Regions from separate parts of the Homo sapiens genome. Here region 1 is linked to region 2. Evidence: chromatin loops called from intact Hi-C (ENCODE). Cell type or tissue: sigmoid colon. All regions are shown on one strand. Each heading gives the region's core, and the rest is flanking DNA. Links, peaks and the distances in the headings are about the cores only. Region 1 overlaps TMEM9 (transmembrane protein 9). Region 2 overlaps IGFN1 (immunoglobulin like and fibronectin type III domain containing 1).

The links. A loop is a pair of places that touch in the nucleus more often than their neighbours do. Peaks named below come from ENCODE experiments on the same cell type or tissue, not always from the same donor. Only the 100,000 strongest peaks of a DNase experiment are listed, where the experiment ranks them.
Region 1: a loop joins it to region 2, with 2.3 times the contacts of the local background. A loop is called at or near these places in 25 of 110 quality-filtered maps.

What each region holds. Positions count from the first base shown.
Region 1 is chr1:201,132,929-201,141,865 of GRCh38, reverse strand. It overlaps TMEM9 (transmembrane protein 9), which reads left to right. Exons shown (of 5, transcript NM_001288565.2): 5 at 6,051-7,094. The coding sequence ends at 6,203. Among named protein-coding and RNA genes, the nearest start is that of ASCL5, 10 kb to the right of the region's middle. RefSeq lists a silencer at 7,113-7,319. In sigmoid colon, for the core only: no CTCF peak of the experiment used is centred there; a DNase peak (open chromatin) is centred at 4,015; H3K27ac peaks cover 314 bases.
Region 2 is chr1:201,219,171-201,228,305 of GRCh38, reverse strand. It overlaps IGFN1 (immunoglobulin like and fibronectin type III domain containing 1), which reads right to left. Exons shown (of 24, transcript NM_001164586.2): 19 at 6,560-6,862; 20 at 5,479-5,567; 21 at 3,432-3,627; 22 at 2,183-2,482; 23 at 1,098-1,424. Among named protein-coding and RNA genes, the nearest start is that of IGFN1, 33 kb to the right of the region's middle. RefSeq lists an enhancer at 1,758-2,750 and a silencer at 5,222-5,331. In sigmoid colon, for the core only: a CTCF peak has its summit at 5,230 (motif pointing right); a DNase peak (open chromatin) is centred at 5,245.

The DNA.
Region 1 (8,937 bases), core at 938-8,937, 87 kb after region 2:
GGGAGGGCAGCTTGGGGAGAGCAGCTTGCCGTCCCTGGGTATGAACCCAGGTCTCTCTTACCCCCAGGAGACCTGGAGTGCTCCTCATTTGAAGCCTGTTTGTATGAGGGGGCCTTGGGAGGAAGAAGGGCTAGATTTGGTAACTGTGGCAGGACTGCCTGGGAGGACAGTAGGCTGTGATAGGCTGCAGCACATAGAAGCTGGCGAGCCATGCTCCCTCCTGTAGGGGAAGTTGCGGCCCTGGGATGGACAGGATGACACGCCCTCACCTCTCACCTGAGGTTCTAAAAGCTCATAAAAAGTTGTGTTTAATCTCTTTGATACCCTGACCTAGGGTGCAGCCAACTCTCGCTGGTTGTGGCCTGGGGCAGGTAGATCTCATTGGGTGCCCTTGGCTGGGTAAGGAAGTGCCCCCAGTCCCGTTCTTTGGCATCATCTCTCTATCCCCTCACCTCCTGTGATTCTGTGTGGTCTCCAGGTCACAGATGTCTGTGGTTCAGCAACTCTGCTTTTCTCAGTGTATTCAGAAAACCTGCAGGTGGCACAGTGTTGAGATTTGCACAGACCTTATGTCTGCCCTCGGGGGTTTAAGCCCCAAGACGGCCAAAAGCAGGTAAAGCAGCAGGAAACGTAAAGGCTGGCAGTAAGATCTGGCTTCGTAAGACGGGTGGTCAGCTGAAAAGTCAGGTGCCTTGGGAGGCCCCTCTTTACTAGACAAGGGGTCGGAAAGTTACCCTTCTCGTTGTGTTAGTCTGGGAAGGAAGGCTTCCTGGCAGAGGGGGATTTTCAGTGCCCACTCAGGGTGGTTGGGAGAGTGACCGCTGAACTGCAGGGAGGATGAACAGGGCATTGGGGCTGGACAGAACCCAAGGAGCTTGTCTTTACAGAGACTGGGGGCCCTAGTCCTGGACGACGAGGGATAATCTACTGCCCCTCTCAGTGCACAGAGGAAAGGGATGTGGGGAAACATGGGGCTGGGGGGCAGGCATTCAGCTGAGCGGCAGCAGCACCTAGGCTGTAGCCATGTCTCTGGGTTTCACCCCAAGAGGAACAAAGTCAGGACATGGCCTCTTGGGTTCCTTGAAAGTTCGCCTAGGCCTGTACAACTCGATGACTTTAGAAGGAAAATTCTGTCTAGGCTCCAGGAGCTTTCAGGCCCTACGCCCCAGAAGTCTGGGACCCAGTTAGGGGTGAGATCTGGAGGTCAGGGCATTTTTTCAGGGTTAGGGACCCCTTGGTTCCTTCTCCCCAATTCCTGTGACCAGGAGCTCTCCTGCCCAGGGGGTAAAGAACTGGAAGAGGAAGAGGAGGCCTCCCCCTCAGCCTCAGCCCCGTTCATGGAGGGAGATGAAAGCTTGTCATGTTCCCTTTGAAAGCGCTGGCAGAGCCTCAGTAGGCCCTGATTGCTGGGCGCTGCCTCCCCTGGGATTCCAGCAGCATTAGGCATAATCCCTGGGCTCAGACGTCCTTTGAAAGGAGGAAGCAAGCATGTTTGCTGGGGCAGAAACGGCAAACAGAGCTGTTTTAGATGTGCAGGTTGGGCCCTCTTTGAAGAGAGACACATGGTTTCTCTGAGGCTGGGGATGTCGCTGCTCACAGCATGGGCCCAAGCTCTGGAGAGGTCTTCAAAGTGCTCACCCTGCTGGGGCAGTGGGTAGAGTTCTGGGCCCCCTTTGGGAGAGAGTATACAGGGAAATCAAGGAAAGGTGATGATGATGATGGGAACTGGAACATGCAGGCACCGGGGAGAAGACTCGGGCCACTGAGGAGCAGTCTCCCCTCCTGTCTGCACATGGGTGGCAGCTGTGTTCTGAGGACCCCAGCCCTGGGAAGCTGACAGTGAAACACGGAACAGACACACTGATGAGGGCAATCCAGTCGGCCTCCTCCCCTGAGGGCAGAATAGAAAGATGTGCGGTTCAACAGACGCTTCTAGAGCCTCCAGTGGGGCAGCACAGCATTGTGGTTAATCACAGTCCTGGGAGGGGCCGAGCCCTGCCATTTACTATCCTTGGTGCTAACCTCCTGGTTTAGTTTTCTAAGTCTGGAATACACATAATCATGTTTACCTCAGCATAACTGTTGCGATCGTGTGTATGGAAGCTTTACAAGTGTTTGCTCGTCCTTAAGAATGCGCTATTTCAATCAGGTGTTAATACTTAAGTAGCATCATGATTGCTGGAGGGAAGCCTGAGGGGCAGCGTGCACAAGGGCCTGAGTGAGGATCACCGCAGGTAGACAGAGGATGCATGGACCAGTGTGGCCAGAGGCTGGGCTGGGGGGTAAGGGGGGAGGTGAGGCTGGGAGTGCCCTTGAATGTCAGGCCCAGCAGGGTTTTATTTGTGAGCAGGTGGGTCCCAGCTGGGGTTTTTGGGCAGGGAAACAGCATGAGTTGGTGTGTCATAGGAAGGTGGCCCTAGCCGCAGCGTGCAGGGGTCAGGGAGAGCCTCGCAGCAGAGGTGCAGTGGGACTCAGCAACAGCAGCAAGGACTTGGGTCAAACATGGAAAACTCAGAGAGGCTGTATAGTCCTCTTGCTGAAGGGCTTTGCACTAGGACCATGCTTTGCTGAGTGGCTGGTAAGTGATGAGACCACCTGGTCATGCTCCTGTGCCTGGGATTGGGGAGGAGGGAGGAGGAGCAGCCAGAGAGAGGAGAGCCGCCTGAGGTGGGGTTCTCACTCTCCCTGTCTCCTTGTCATCAGGCTTTGGCCAAGTCCAGTGCCAGCTCAGAACCAGTGCTTCTGGGCAGACTGAAGAGGGTTTCATCTGGGACGGCCTGAAGGGCTCAGGGCTAGTTTGATCAGCTGGGGCTTATCCACACAGTTACTTGGGTCCTTCCAGTGTGGAGAAGAGGGCCTCGCTTGATGTCCTGAGCATTGGTTCCTTTAGAAGTGCTCTGTTCTTGCTCTAGCTGTGGGGAAATATACCAGCCTGTCTCTTTGGTTGTCCATGCTGGCTCCCTCTTAGGAGAAACCAGCCAAAGAAGGATCCAGCTGGGTCCTAGGATAAGAGATATACGTACATGGGTTCAAATTCCGACTTGGCCACTAAACAGCCATGCAGCCTTGGGCAGCAAGATGATTCATCTTTCAGAGCCTCAGTTTCTGCAGCTACAATAGGGGATGGTTTTACCCATTTGCCAGTGTTGTAAGCCTGGGAATAATCTGTGTAAAGTGCCTAGCAGAGCGCCTGGCACATAGTGGCACTTGTCATAGTCACACTGGTCTGGTCCCCCTGGGGACCTCCTGGGAATCCATCCATGTCCAAGCTCTTTTTCTGATTGGGAGGGGCTCCACCCGCCTCCCCTCCTAACTGCCCTTCTGCTCCCGAGTTAACCGGAGGCCCAGCCTCAGAGGGAGAGGGGAGGAACTGGTGGCATTTCTCCCACTTCCACCCACCATACTTGCTGCAGAGCAAGCAAGGATGAGGCCCCACTCTGGGCTGTCTCTGAAACAGATGTGGAGTCTTTAATACCTTTTAATCAGACTATTAGCGATGGAAACTCAGCCTCTCAGTGGCAGCTTTCCCCCACTTAGGAGCTGTTTGTTAAGACTTTACATGAAGGGAAAACAAATGATACTGTGGTAATGTGGTGAATTTCAGCATGTTCCCTTAATGCTGTGCTCTGGGCTCTCCCTGGCTTCCCCTTCTCAAGACGCTCCCCTGAGATACAGAGCAGTGGAAGGAGGGCAGGGCTAAAGCTGCCCCACCCTTCCAAGCGTAGCACCCCACCCCACACACACACTGGAGCCCTGTCATGAGAAAGATGGTCCCAGAAAGGATGAGATTGGGAATGGAAAGAAGAAGAGAAGGCAATCCAGCCCCCAGAGCCAAGTCCCGGTGGGCCAATAGCTTCCCAGATGGGTCTTTAGTGCCCACCTCATGTAGACGGCCACACTGAGGCAGGACTGGGTGGAGGCTTGGTCTTAGCACTGTGGCCAGCTCAGTCAGCACAGTGAACAGGGAAGGCATGGAACTGGAAGGAGGGGCAGCAGCCATGGCAGTTTTCACAGGCTTTCTCCTGGCAGCCAGCCGCCAGCCTTACTGCCTAGTGGCTTCCAGAGCTAGGCTCTGATATTAGTCATCGCTCCTAGGGAAGAAAGAAACCAAACATTTCTTGAGCCCTAGCTCTGTGACAGCCAGGATAGTAAGTGCTTTATATGTGTGTTATTTAACTTTGCCATACCCATCTACTAATCTTAAACCAGTGTATTTCAAGCAAGCCATTAGGTCATGAAATGAATTCTGTGAGTCATGACCAGGATTTTTAAAAAAATGGAATGGAACAGAGCAAAGAATATCAGAATGCATTACACTAAGTATTGTTTTATGAAACTTCTTTTCACTCTGTGTGTGTGTGTGTGTGTGTGTGTGTGTGTGTGTGTGTGTGTGTTAGATAATTTGGTAACTATAATTCCTAATGACCGTATAGCAGAAAAAAGTCTCAATGACTACATTTACTACATTAAATTGAAGCTTGGAGAAATAAAGTAACTTGTTCAGGGACACATAGCCTCATAAGTGACTGAGGCCATGTCTCCTTCCCAGCCCCCGCTGTGGATCTGTAGTTCCACCTGGGACGCGAGCCTAGGGGAGGCTGAGGCTGGAAGGGGCAGGTGATCCCCAGCCCAGGAACAGAACCCAGGGGTCCTAATTCCAAGCTCAGTATGCCCCCTGCCTGACATGGCCACACGTGCCTTTCAGGCGTTGCCTGAGCCTCACCTAGCCTGGCACAGGAAGCCTTCCTCAGGACCTGGGCGGGAGGCTCCCAGAAGGCAGTGTCCATCTCTAACGCAGCTTAGAGAGGAGCACTCACAAGATGAAGTCCTCAGAGCTCTGAGAGGATGATGATGAACCCTCTCCCAGCCTCCTCACTGCCAGCTTGTTCTCTGTCCACCCTACCCTCACCTCACCACCCCCCTTCGCCCCAGCGTAGCAGCTGCATGGTGACAGAAGCCGTGCCAGCTTGGGGCATTAGAAGCAAAGTTGCATTTACTGGGCGGCTCTGGGCTTAGAGAAGTGCACTAATCCCTTAAGAGATGTGTGGCAGGAGATGAGAGGCAGGGAAAGCTAGGGAGGAAATCCCCACGGGGGTGTGGGCCTGGCCCTCAGCTCTAATTCTCTCCAAAGATCAGGTTCAGGTCCTGCAGGAAATGCAGAGGCTCCGGAGCTTCAGAGGCAGAGAAGTGGTAATTAGGGGAGGATGCTTTTGACGGCAGCAACAGTTCTGAAAGCAAAGGGGAAGGGGATCAGCAGAGTCAGATAGGGAGGAAGCTGAGCTGTCCTCAGCTATCAAAGGAGGGAATGGGCCAGAGAGGGCTCTGCAAAGGGAATGCTGGGGCGGCTCTGAATTTCCATCCCTGTCAGACTCCCTGAGTGATGTCACATCCCTCTTTCCCAGGGAAACTAAGATCCCATGGATCTGGATCTATGCAGACTCCTCAGTAGGCCCCCTCCCATCTGGAGCAGATGTGTTGCCATCTCAGGGTAGCCAGACCCTAGCCCCTGGGCCTTCTTCCTGTCCCCTGGGCAATGGCGTGGAGGGCAGGGGAGTTCTCTAGCCTAGTACTAGCCCTGGGGGCACCTCGGTGCATTGCTGAAACAACAGATGTCATCAAGTCCTCTGCCTAAGTGAGGTCTTGAAGCCTATACTTAGCATCCTTCTTGAGAGTTAGAAATAGTGGAATGGGGCATGGTGAGGGGTGGGTTCAGGCTGGGAACCTCCCTTGAGCTAGCTGTGTGGCAGTAACTGGAGCCCCAGCAGAACCTACTCTTCCTGGAGTGCTTCCTTTCCCAGGCCCCAGGGAGGGGCAGGGGCCCCATCCTGCAGATGCTACAGACACTAAGGCTTCCAGCAGACCTGGCACACTGTGTTCAGCTCTGCAGATGACAAGGCAAGGTCCTCAGCCTGCAGCACTTGGGGAGGCCCAGCCTCCCAGTCTGGGGAAGGTAAGGCTTTGGGGTTCGTTCTTTCCATGTCAGACTTTCAGGATCCAAGACCCTTCTGGCTTACCGTGCCAGATCTTCTCTTTTTTTCTTCCCACTACAGGATGCTCGCTCTATGGCAGCAGCTGCTGCATCCCTCGGGGGACCCCGAGCAAACACAGTCCTGGAGCGTGTGGAAGGTGCCCAGCAGCGGTGGAAGCTGCAGGTGCAGGAGCAGCGGAAGACAGTCTTCGATCGGCACAAGATGCTCAGCTAGATGGGCTGGTGTGGTTGGGTCAAGGCCCCAACACCATGGCTGCCAGCTTCCAGGCTGGACAAAGCAGGGGGCTACTTCTCCCTTCCCTCGGTTCCAGTCTTCCCTTTAAAAGCCTGTGGCATTTTTCCTCCTTCTCCCTAACTTTAGAAATGTTGTACTTGGCTATTTTGATTAGGGAAGAGGGATGTGGTCTCTGATCTCTGTTGTCTTCTTGGGTCTTTGGGGTTGAAGGGAGGGGGAAGGCAGGCCAGAAGGGAATGGAGACATTCGAGGCGGCCTCAGGAGTGGATGCGATCTGTCTCTCCTGGCTCCACTCTTGCCGCCTTCCAGCTCTGAGTCTTGGGAATGTTGTTACCCTTGGAAGATAAAGCTGGGTCTTCAGGAACTCAGTGTCTGGGAGGAAAGCATGGCCCAGCATTCAGCATGTGTTCCTTTCTGCAGTGGTTCTTATCACCACCTCCCTCCCAGCCCCAGCGCCTCAGCCCCAGCCCCAGCTCCAGCCCTGAGGACAGCTCTGATGGGAGAGCTGGGCCCCCTGAGCCCACTGGGTCTTCAGGGTGCACTGGAAGCTGGTGTTCGCTGTCCCCTGTGCACTTCTCGCACTGGGGCATGGAGTGCCCATGCATACTCTGCTGCCGGTCCCCTCACCTGCACTTGAGGGGTCTGGGCAGTCCCTCCTCTCCCCAGTGTCCACAGTCACTGAGCCAGACGGTCGGTTGGAACATGAGACTCGAGGCTGAGCGTGGATCTGAACACCACAGCCCCTGTACTTGGGTTGCCTCTTGTCCCTGAACTTCGTTGTACCAGTGCATGGAGAGAAAATTTTGTCCTCTTGTCTTAGAGTTGTGTGTAAATCAAGGAAGCCATCATTAAATTGTTTTATTTCTCTCACTTTCTGGTTTTTAAGAGATTTAGGGAACTAGGAATTTTTCACAAGTGACCTGGTAAATGTAGTATCCCAGAGGGGACAGAGAGCATTGCGTTTTGCTAGGTCCAGACAGGCAGAGCCTTGGGAAGTCCAGGCGGCCGTGGCAGAGCCAGCCACAGTGCAATCAGGCCAAGGCCACGGCTTGCTGGAAGTCCTCCTCACCTGATTAGGAAAGAGGTGGGTAGGCTGGGGCAAGGAGCACAGGGTGAACTGGCCCTTGGGAGTTATCCTGAGATTTTACTTCATGTTTATGGGCAGTTCCTCTGAAACTGAACAGTGCGTGATTCATCCTAATATCCTACAGACACAGTAAATAGCGCTCCCTGCAAAACCTGTAAGTATCCCCAAATGAAAACCAACAGGTATTTGGAGAGGGGTGGGTGGGGGCAGCTAGAAAACGAGCTGCCCCATACAGAAGGAAATGCCAGCAGCTTCAACAGGGACATCCAGGGGAGCCCGGCACTGCGTCAGCTCCAGTATGGATGTGCGGTGCAGGGCATGTCCAAGACCCAGGCAGAGGCAAGGCATCTAGAGGGACTGAGCTGATCTGGTGTCATCAGGGTTGTCCAAATAAACATGGATTAAGAACCTTTGTGGGCTGGGCGCGGTGGCTCACGCCTGTAATCCCAGCACATTGGGAGGCCGAGGCGGGCGGATCATGAGGTCAGGAGATCAAGACCATCCTGGCTAACACGGTGAAACCCCATCTCTACTAAAAAAAATACAAAAAATTTGCTGGGCATGGTGGCGAGCACCTGTAGTCCCAGCTACTCGGGAGGCTGAGGCAGGAGAATGGCATGAACCCGGCAGGCGGAGCTTGCAGTGAGCTGAGATCGCGCCACTGCACTCCAGCCTGGGGAACAAAGCAAGACTCCGTCTCAAAACAAAACAAAACAAACAAAAAAAAACCTTTGTGTGGGCCCCCATGCTGGGTTCTTGGAGAGGTGTGGGAGGCAAGAGAACGACGTGAGATGGGGGGTCAGTTTGCAACAGTTTGCCAAAGTTCCAAGACAGAAGCGTAAAGGGGATGGGACTGGGGTGACCTGCAGATGGGGCTCCCAGGAGGAGCAGAGACTCTGGTTGGCATTGGAAACAAGGGACACAGCTGAGAGGGGACCAAGTGGATTGTGGGGTCCTGAGCAAGTGCACTTAGGAAGTTTGTGGTAGGGCTAGCAAGCGATAGATGTGCCCCCAAATGCAAGGCTGGGACAGAGGAGTTGGTGCTGACAACATTTCTACTGGGTCATTTACTAGACAGCTGCTCAGTGCCTACCAGGGTCAAGTACTGCTGTGGAAGCTACAGTGGGCTATTTTATTCTTTCAGGATGGGGATGCTCTTATTTCAAGAGGCATACAAAAGCAGCACTTTCCAAAGGTGGGCAGGTGGGTGTATTAACTTAGCAAGAATAACCAGGCCAGAAATTGGTGCCTAACATTGCCAGGTCTCCCCTGTAAAACCACATGCCCTGGGGGAAACATTGAGTGCTATATTTCTCTGAGGCTTGGGTAAGTCCTGCAGATGATCCAAACTGGCTTTGGTGGTTTTTGGGACAACTGTTGTTAACTATAAATAAGCCGAACTATAAGTCCAGTATATGAACATTTATAAAAGATTAGGAGTGACTGTTCACTTTACTAAGGATTCAACTAGTAACCAAACGTCTCATTGTGTCTCAACTTCACACACACAAAACCCGATTTTCAGACGATGGCAGAGTACACTTCATCTTTCTGTGAATATGAAGGGGCGGAGATCCCCAGCAAAGGGGTGAGCACACTGCTTGGCTGGTATTTGGAACAGAGATG
Region 2 (9,135 bases), core at 505-8,504:
GAATGGGGCTTAGACTACAGGCTCTGCCATCAGGGGGTGTGGGTTCAAATCTGGAGCCACCACGTGCTCTCTAAGCTTGGGCAAAGCCCTTTGCTGGCCCCTCGGGGAACCATAATCACCCCCAATGCCATCTTCGTTCCGGGACTACATGTGTACACAAGCTGGGGTGTTTCGAGAGTGGCTTCCTAAATGCCTAAGCACAGGTGCTACAGAGAGGAGAGATGCTCTGCTCCAGTGCAAAGGGGCCGTTTTTCCACAAAGGTCAATTGAGGCTTGCCTTTTATTGCTATTCAAAATATAAGGTGTTTTAAGTACTATCGAAGGAAAAACCTTTATTAACATATATATCTGTGCTACTGAAAAGGAGACTACCAATGAGAGAATCAGCATGGCTTTCTAGGCACTAAGTGTTCATATCTTGACATACTTAAGAAACAGCAATACGGATGCCTGTTCATCTCTCAGCCTGCAATGTGTAGCGTGGCCCCACTGGGAAGCTTAGGTGAGCAGTACACAGCCCTTCAATCAAGAGTTGCTCACCAAGTTCAAATACCTCATTTTAAAAGTGGGCAAATCTGCCGGGCACAGTGGCTCACACCTGTAATCCTAGCTCTTTGGGAGGCCGAGGCGGGTGGATCACCTGAGGTCAGGAGTTTGAGACCAGTCTGGCCAATATGATGAAACCCCCCTTCTATTAAAAATACAAAAAAATCCGCCAGGTGTGGTGGCGGATGCCTGTAATCCCAGCTATTCAGGAGGCTGAGGCAGGAGAATCTCTTGAATCCAGGAGGTGGAGGCTGCAGTGAGCCGAGATCATGCCATTGCACTCCAACCTGGGCAACAAGAGCGAAACTCCGTCTCAAAAAAAAAAAAACTAAAAATAAAAATAAATTTTTTAAAAAGTGGGCAAATAAAGACCACATGTGGGCCGGTGTTGGTAGGTTAAATAGCTGAAAGTTCATAGAGTCAGGCAGAGAGTCCTGGTCTCCTGACTCCCGGCTGAATCCCTCTAGGCACCCCCCGGAGCCTCCCTGACAGGCAGGTGGTTGCTCTCCTGGCTCTCCTTCCTGCCCCACTGCCAGGGCAGCCACCATTACCTATGACAATGAGGGTGGCAGTGCTGACTGCCTGGCCCAGCGTGTTCTCAGCCACAGCCTTGTACTCCCCGCTGTCCTTCGGGGATACGCTGGGGATGGTGAGGGAGCACACGCCCAGCAGGTCAGTGCTGTACACCGCGGGGTTTCCTTCCAGGCTGCGGTCATTCTTGAACCAGGTGACGTGGGGCCGGGGCGAGCCCTGCACGGCACAGCTCATGCAGCACTCGCAGCCCTGGGGCAGCAGGTGGGACCGCAGGCCCACCAGGAACCGGGGCTTCTGGCTCAGGTCGGGCTCCCGGTAGCACGGAGCCTTCACTGTGAACCTGTCTGTGGTGAAAGCCGGGGTGAGAGAAGAGGGTGAGAAAGCGAGGAAGGCCTGGCTGAGACCCGGGTCTGGGTAAAGAGTTCATGAAGCTACCATGTAGGCCTTATCTGGGATTTCCTGCCACATCTTGCCTGCAAATTTGGACCCCAAGGCTTGCCTCATTCTATCCTTTTCCTAAAATTCTTTATGGATTTTTTTTTGTAGCTAATACACATTCACTGTGGACAATTAGAATACACAGAGAATCAAAGGAGAAAGAATAAAAACCAAATCATAATCTCACTACCTATAGATGACTATAGCTGACATTCTGGTGTAGAGCTTTCCTGAAATTTTTGTATTTTATGAAAATGAAACCTTGATTTGATTTTATAGCCTGCTTTTCTGTGACTGATCTTAAGGTCCACATCTACTTTGCGGTAAAATATACACTTTGTTTTCAGAGAAACATTAACCTCTATTTGCCTTATTGTCTGTGGCTGCTTTTGAAAATCCTCCCAAAGGCACCTCAGACACCAAAACACCCACACCAATCTCATTCTTCCCACGGAGGTCGGGGTGCAGAGGATGCCAGAACAGGTGGGTGTGAGGCAGGAGCGGGAGGAGCAGCAGCTCGGGGCTGCTGGCTGTTATTTGGCATGCTCCAGGCCATCCCTGCCACAGTCCCTATCCTGCGCGCTTGCCATGCTTGGGTGCATCCCACTGCATTGCAGAGCGCAACCCCCACCCTGCCTGCTCCTCCCTCTCAGGGGCTGCTTACCGCGCTGCCGGGGGATGCACCAGGGCTGGCTGGTGTCCGAGGGTTTGCTGGCCCCCAGCTCATTCTTGGCCACCACCCTGAAGTGGTATTCGTGGCCGGGGAGGATGCCCAGGAGGGTGAAGCGGTTGGTGTGGATGCGGTCGGCTGCCTCGTGCCAGGGACCGTGCGCTGAGGAGCGTGTGAACACCGCGTAGTGCAGCGGGACATCCTGGGCCTCGTCAGGAGAGGGTTCCCACTCGGCCGTCACCGTCCCAGGCACGTTCTCCTGCAGGTGGATGGGCCCAGGGGCCTGCGGGCATGCTTCAGGAGAGACGGCAGAGGGAGGTCACGTGGAGGGGACCCAGCAGGGCTGCTACCAGCCCCCTCCAGGTCCCAGGACTTCTGAGGGTCCTGGGGAACGCAGTCTTGCCACACAAGTAGCTGGACCCAGAGTAAGCTTGGCCAGCGGTCCACAGTTATCTCTAGAGGGTAGAAAATCTCCCCAAAAGAGTAATTTTAATTCACTTCAGTGTGTTTGTTTGTTTGTTTTTTGAGACGGAGTCTGGCTCTGTCACCCAGGCTGGAGTGCAGTGGCACGATCTCGGCTCACTGCAAGCTCCAACTCCCGGGTTCACGCCATTCTCCTGCCTCAGCCTCCCAAGTAGCTGGGACTACAGGCGGCCACCACCACGCTCGGCTAATTTTTTGTATTTTTCGCAGAGATGGGGTTTCACTGAATTCACTTCAGTTTTTAAGTAAAATGACACAGGACAAGGCATGCATTTTTGGACAGAGGCAGGGCTCTCATGAAGCTGCATTACAGAGCCCCCACTGTTAGTCTATTTGATCATTTCTGGATATCCAGAAGCTCCTCCAGGGCAGGGGCTGTGTGGAGCCACAGCTGGGGAGGAAAGCCTTTATCCTGTGCAACGGCTGCAGACAATTTTGTCCCCTGGGTCTTTGGAGTGATGTAACAGTGGTAACCGCCTCTGCTCACTGACTCAACGGGAAGGATAACTGAGGTCGGAGAGGAGACATGACATGACTGTCTCTAGGCTCCTGAGGCAGAAGGACAATGGAAGTCCCCAGGGGATCTTCTGGGGTCCTTTCTACTTTCTATCATCAAGCATGGAGGAAAGGTGGAGAATGGTCACTTTGCATACCCAGCCCTGGTAGAGTGGCTGAGACCTATGATCAGACCAGTGGACACCTCTTTGCCTTGGTGAGTGGCCGAGCCAGCGTCCAGAGCCCAGAGCAAGGCCTGCCTCACCTGCCACCCTGATACGGAAGCTGTGGGCAACCTCCTTCCCCTGCAGGGTCCTCAGCACCACAGTGTAGAGACCACTGTCTGAGAGTCCAGCCACAGGGATCAGAAGCTGGGTGAGGCCATCCTTAGTGACAGTCACACTTCTTTTGGGCAAGGGCAAGCCATCCTTCAGCCAGGTCACCTCAGGCATGGGCATGGCCTGAGAAAGGAGAGGAAGGAAAAGTTGAGAAGGGGAAGCTGGCAGTTTCATGGAGGTGATGGCATTTAAGCTAGGCCAAAGGTAGAAGCGGTGAGAAGAGTCTTCTACAAGGAGAAAGTCGACCAGAAAACACAACGTCGACAAGAAAACACAGGTGGGAAAGAGGGGTGGTGATAAAGTGTGAGGTTGGCAGGCGGGTATGGTAGGGGGGCGGTAGAACAAGAAAGGAAGTTGGACGAAGAGGTTCGGCAAAAATGCAAAGTGCCCTCCACGTCACACCTCTACAGACATCTGGACATTATCCTCTCAGCCAGGAGCCGCTGTTGTCAGATTCTGAGCAGGAAAGCATAATGAGTTCTGGATTCACATGGCAGGGGGTGGGATGGGAATGAGAAGGGATGTGTGGGGAGGGGAGTGTTAACCACCCTGGCAGCCAAGACCATGTAGGAGATAATTTGGCAATAGTCTAGGAGGAAGATTGCGGTGTCCTGGCCTTGAACTGTGGTGACCCTGAGCAGGGTGGGAAGGCCAGCCCAGCTGCTTGGTGACCATGCCGTCAACTCCCTACGGGGCCCTCAGTACAGGGCACGGTGGGCACCAGAGTCAAACGAAGATGCTGATAGTCACTAACTGACCTCACAGGATTGTTCTGAGAATTTAAGGCGTTAATAATAAATACACGGAAAGCAGAGAGAACAAGGCCTAGGACATGGTAACTACTCAATGTGCATTAAATATTTTTGCCATCATTATCATTGTCATTATTGTGGTTAAGAACAAGTCATTTAGAGTAAGATAGACTGGTTTGAATTCCTACACAGATGATGATGATTTTAAACAATAATAATATTAAAACATATTGGGTGCTGTCATATGCCAGGCCCTACATATACACTTTCAATATATTAATTCCTTGAACCCTCAGACCTTTGAGGTAGGTTACTATTATTATCCCCTTTTGACAGATGAGGAAGGTGAAACACAGAGATGTTAAGATATTTGTTCTGGCTGGGCACAGTGGCTCACACTTGTAATCCCAGCACTTTGGGAGGCCGAGGTGGGCAGACTACGTGAGGTCAGGAGTTTGAGAGGCCAGCCTGGCCAACACGGCGAAACCCCATCTCTACTAAAAATACAAAAATTAGCCGGGCGTGATGGCATGCGCCTGTAATCCCAGCTACTTGGGAGGCTAAAGCAGGAGAATCGCTAGAACCCGGGAGGTGGAGGTTGCAGTAAGCCGAGATCGTGCCACTGCACTCCAGCCTGGGTGACAGAGTGAGACTCCATCTCAAAATAAATAAATAAATAAATAAATAAATAAATAAATAATATTTGTCCAAAGTCAAACGGCTGTGAGTGATGACATCAAAATTTGAACCCAGGCAGTTTGTACTTTTAGCCACCACCCTACTGTTGTAAAGTCAGGTGGTGTTGGTGTTGGTTAAGGATCACCCTGAGTCAAATATAGGTCATGTGCTTGCACAAAAATACATTGTGAAGTCAAAGGGGATCATCTGCACGACCGGCTCCCTGAATTCCCAGACTAGGAGAGGTGGAGAACCGAAGAGCCTTAGTTTGGAGGTGCAGTAGCTGAAGCTACCACTAGAGGGATTTGCAGGCCTGGAGCAGAATGGCCACCCAGCCGCCAAGTGAGGGCAGTACCTTCAAGGAGGACCTGAATCCTTCCTGCCTCATGTCTCTCACCTGATTTCCACAAGCCCAGTCAGTGATTTCCACAAGCACTGACTAGGGGCCAAAAAGGAACAGGGAAGAAAAGAGAGCCACAGGGCTGAGTCTGGCCCCCTTGGCCTCTCTGGGCTTCCCTCCCCACACCCCTGCAGGTACACTCACTTCAAAGGAGACGGGCACACGAACTGTGTCCCCGACCTTGACTGTCAGCAAGTCCTTGGTGCTGGAGTCCACGAGGAACTTGGGACAGACTGAAACGCACAAGAGGACTGGTTACCTCCCTCCTCCCTCACAGTTGGACCCCAGCCCCAGGTCCCCAGCAAGGTAGGGCTGGAGGGGAAGACTGGGCCAGTCGGATTGATGCTGAGATCCCAACATACTGGGGCCTCTAAAGGACTGGAGTACAGCTGGGAGCAGAATCTTCAGGGGAGACCCCAGGGGCTGATGGGGAGATGCTAGCGGGGGAGGGACAGGAGCTGAGAAAGGAACCCTGCAGGGAGAGGGGTGGACTAGGCTGGAACAGAGGAAGATGCAGACATGTGGCAGAGCGCTTATGTTTTGCAGATGAGATAAACACCAATCTAAGACAGGAAATGACTTGCCTGAGGTCACACCTTGTTCGGGAGAGAGCCAGGACAAGATTCTGGGACTTTGGACTCCGTGTGCTGTGTTTGTGACTCCCTACTGCCATAGTGATGACTAGGGTCAGCTGGGGTGGCCCAGTGTCAGCTTGGGTCAAAGGCAGATCAGGTGCTTGTGGTGGTTAAAGCCCAAAGGGAAAGACAATCCTCTTTTCAATAATAACGGGGAGCTGGGCATGTCCCATTCTGAACGTGAACCATGGGAGCTGAGCGGCCCTTAGGCCTTCGAAGGCCATGCCCGGGAAGCAGCCACTCTCTCTCCTACAGAACATCAACTTTGGAGTCTCCAGGTTTAAATCCTGGCTGTACCACATACCATTAGTGACAACTAGGGCAAAGTACCTTGAACCTCAGTTTCCTTCTCTGTAACTTCGGAATAAAAACATTAATATTGTAGTATAGTTATGAGTCGTAATGAGAAAACATTTCTAAGAAGGGACTGCCTAGCCCAGTACCTAGCACCTAGTAGGTGCTCAATAAATGTTACTTCCTGAAACTGAGGGTGGGGATCCTGGCTTAGTAAGTGCATTGCGGCTACTCAGGGGCCCCCTCTTAGGAGAGGCCTGCAGGGCTCAGGGGTCGGGGAAGGAGGCAGCACTCACCAGTAACAGGCATGGCTTGCACTAATGTGTCCAGGGCACTGGGCTGGCTCTGGCCTCCTTCATTAACTGCTGTCACCCGCACGAAGTAGCCCTCTCCAGGCCGAAGCCCCTTGGCCGTGTAGGTGGTGACTGGCACGGTGCCCACATGGCACGGGAGCCACTGGAGACTGTCTGAGCTGCACAGCTCCACCACATACCCCTGGGCTTCATCCCCTTCCTGGGTGTCTGGCCCAGCCCAGCTCAGAGTGATGCTGGTGTTCGATCTGTCTGTGACTTGGAGATTCCTCACCAGCCCAGGGGGTCCTGCCAGGCACCATGGGAGAGTCAGGAATGGCATCTCCTGAGGGAGGCCACTCAGTGTGGATATTGATTAGCCTTCCTTGTGGGAGACTGGGAATTGTTTTCACTTAGCAATTCTGCCTTTAGATTCTTCCTGAAGCACCTACCTTGTTCCAAATTCTTACTGTAACCAGCACTTTGTCTCCGTTATGCACACAGATCCCAGGCCACCTCCACCAGGAAGCCTCCCTCAACTCATTCCCCTCATTCATTCACCAACCTGCCAAATGCCTTCTCCTAACTATCCTTCTGTAATTCCTGAAAACTGATATTTTAGTTGATGACCTCTTGGGTTCCATTATCCCGTATGACTAGACTTCCATGTGTTTTTATTCTGGACTCTAAGCTCTTAGAGTCACGACTCTGCCTTCTGGGTACTCAGTGCAGGCTTCTTGTTCTCCACTTATTACATGAGAACAATAATAATAGCCCCACCTACCCACAGAGGTTTTAGAACAAGCAAAAAGCACAATGAGTGTGAAAGGGCTCTGGCCCTCAAGTCTGGCTGCACGTTGGAATCACCTGGTGAGCTTAAAAATACTGGCACCTAGATGCCACCCCAGAGATTCTGATTTAATTAGTCTGGGGTGCAGTCTAGGCATCAACATTTTTAAGAGTTTTCCAGGTGTTTCTACATATGCAATGAAGTTTGAAAACCACTGGGCTAGGGCAGTACTTCTCAAACTTTAATTAGTATAGAAGTTACCTGGGGATTTTTGTAAAAAATATAGACCCTGATTCAGTAGGTCTGGGGTGAGGCCTGAGATTCAGCATTTCTCATAAGTTCTAATAAGATGATGTTTCTGGGCCATGGGCCTTGCTTAGCAGCAAGAATCCAGAAAATGTAGTGATTGCTGTGGCTACTGTTAGACACTGCTTATCCTATCTATTGTCTCTACTTCCCACCACTGATAAAAGAGATTAACAGGCTGTGGGCCCATGGCTCATGCCTGTAATCCCAGCACTTTAGGAGGCCGAGGCAGGAGGATAGCTTGAAAGCAGGAGTTCAAGACCAGCCTGGGCAATATAGTGAGACCCTGTCTCTACAAAAAGATAAATTAGCAGGGTGTGGTGGCACATGCTCATAGTTCCAGCTGCTTAAGAGGCTGAGGCAGGAGGATTGCTTGAGGCCAGGAGTTCAAGGCTGCAGTGAGCCGAGATTGCATCACTGCATTCCAGCCTGGGTAAAAGAGTGGACCCTGTTAGAGAGAGAGAGAGAGAGAGAAAGAAAGGGATAGAAAGAAGAGAGGGAGGGAGGAAGGGGGAGAGAGAGAAAGAAAGAAGAGAGGGAGGGAGGAAGGGGGAGAGAGAAAGAAAGAAAGAAAAAGAGAAAGAAAGGAAAAAAAAGAACAGAAAGAGAAAGAAAGAAGACAGGGAGGGAGGAAGGGGGAGAGAGAGAGAGAAAGAAAGAATGACAGACAGACAGAAAAAAGAAAGAAAGAGAGAAGGAGAGAGAGAAAGAAGGAAGGAGAGAGAGAAAGAAAAGAAAAGAACAGAGAAGAAAAGAAAAGATAGGACAGGCTTGGTCCATTTGCAAGGAGTAAGTTGCATGGGCCGGCTTTCCTCCCCCATCCCTCCATTCCATGTCCTGCCCTTCCTAGGACTAAAACTCAGATACCACTTGAACAATGAAATGTACAGAATGTTTCGGTCTTGTTGGGTTCATTCAAACAGCCTGAACACCTGCAGTGGGCTGGGCCCTGTGGGGCACAGAGATGCTCTCCAGGTGTTGACCACCTGGCCCATCCGTCAAGTGCCAGAAATGTGCTGCTCCCTAGAGGACTTGGCGTAGGCAAACTGATTAGGGGATGAGAAATACAGAGCAGCATTTTCTAAGCTGTACGCCTTGGAGTGACGCTTTTAATAGGTATTTTGTGAAAAAGCTAGATTTGGATCAAGGTTAGACAGGTTTTTTTCCCCTGCAGGACTTGGAAACATCAAAAGCTCACATCATACACATCTTTAATCACAGACATTTTTTGCTGTTCCTGTTCTCAGAATGTCTGTTGGCATCTCTCAATACACTCCATGTTCCCAAGACCACAGGTCTCAGATAGAAAATGCTATCTCAGACTATAAGTTTCTCAAGGGCAGAGACCAGGATTGATTTACCTACTTCCTGGCACAATGCTGGCCATTTAGTAGGTGATGGGCAAATATTCATTGGATAGAGAATTGATGCTGAGCTTCCCCTGTTACCTGCCCTCCGCCCTGCCTGATGGGCAACACTAGGGTGA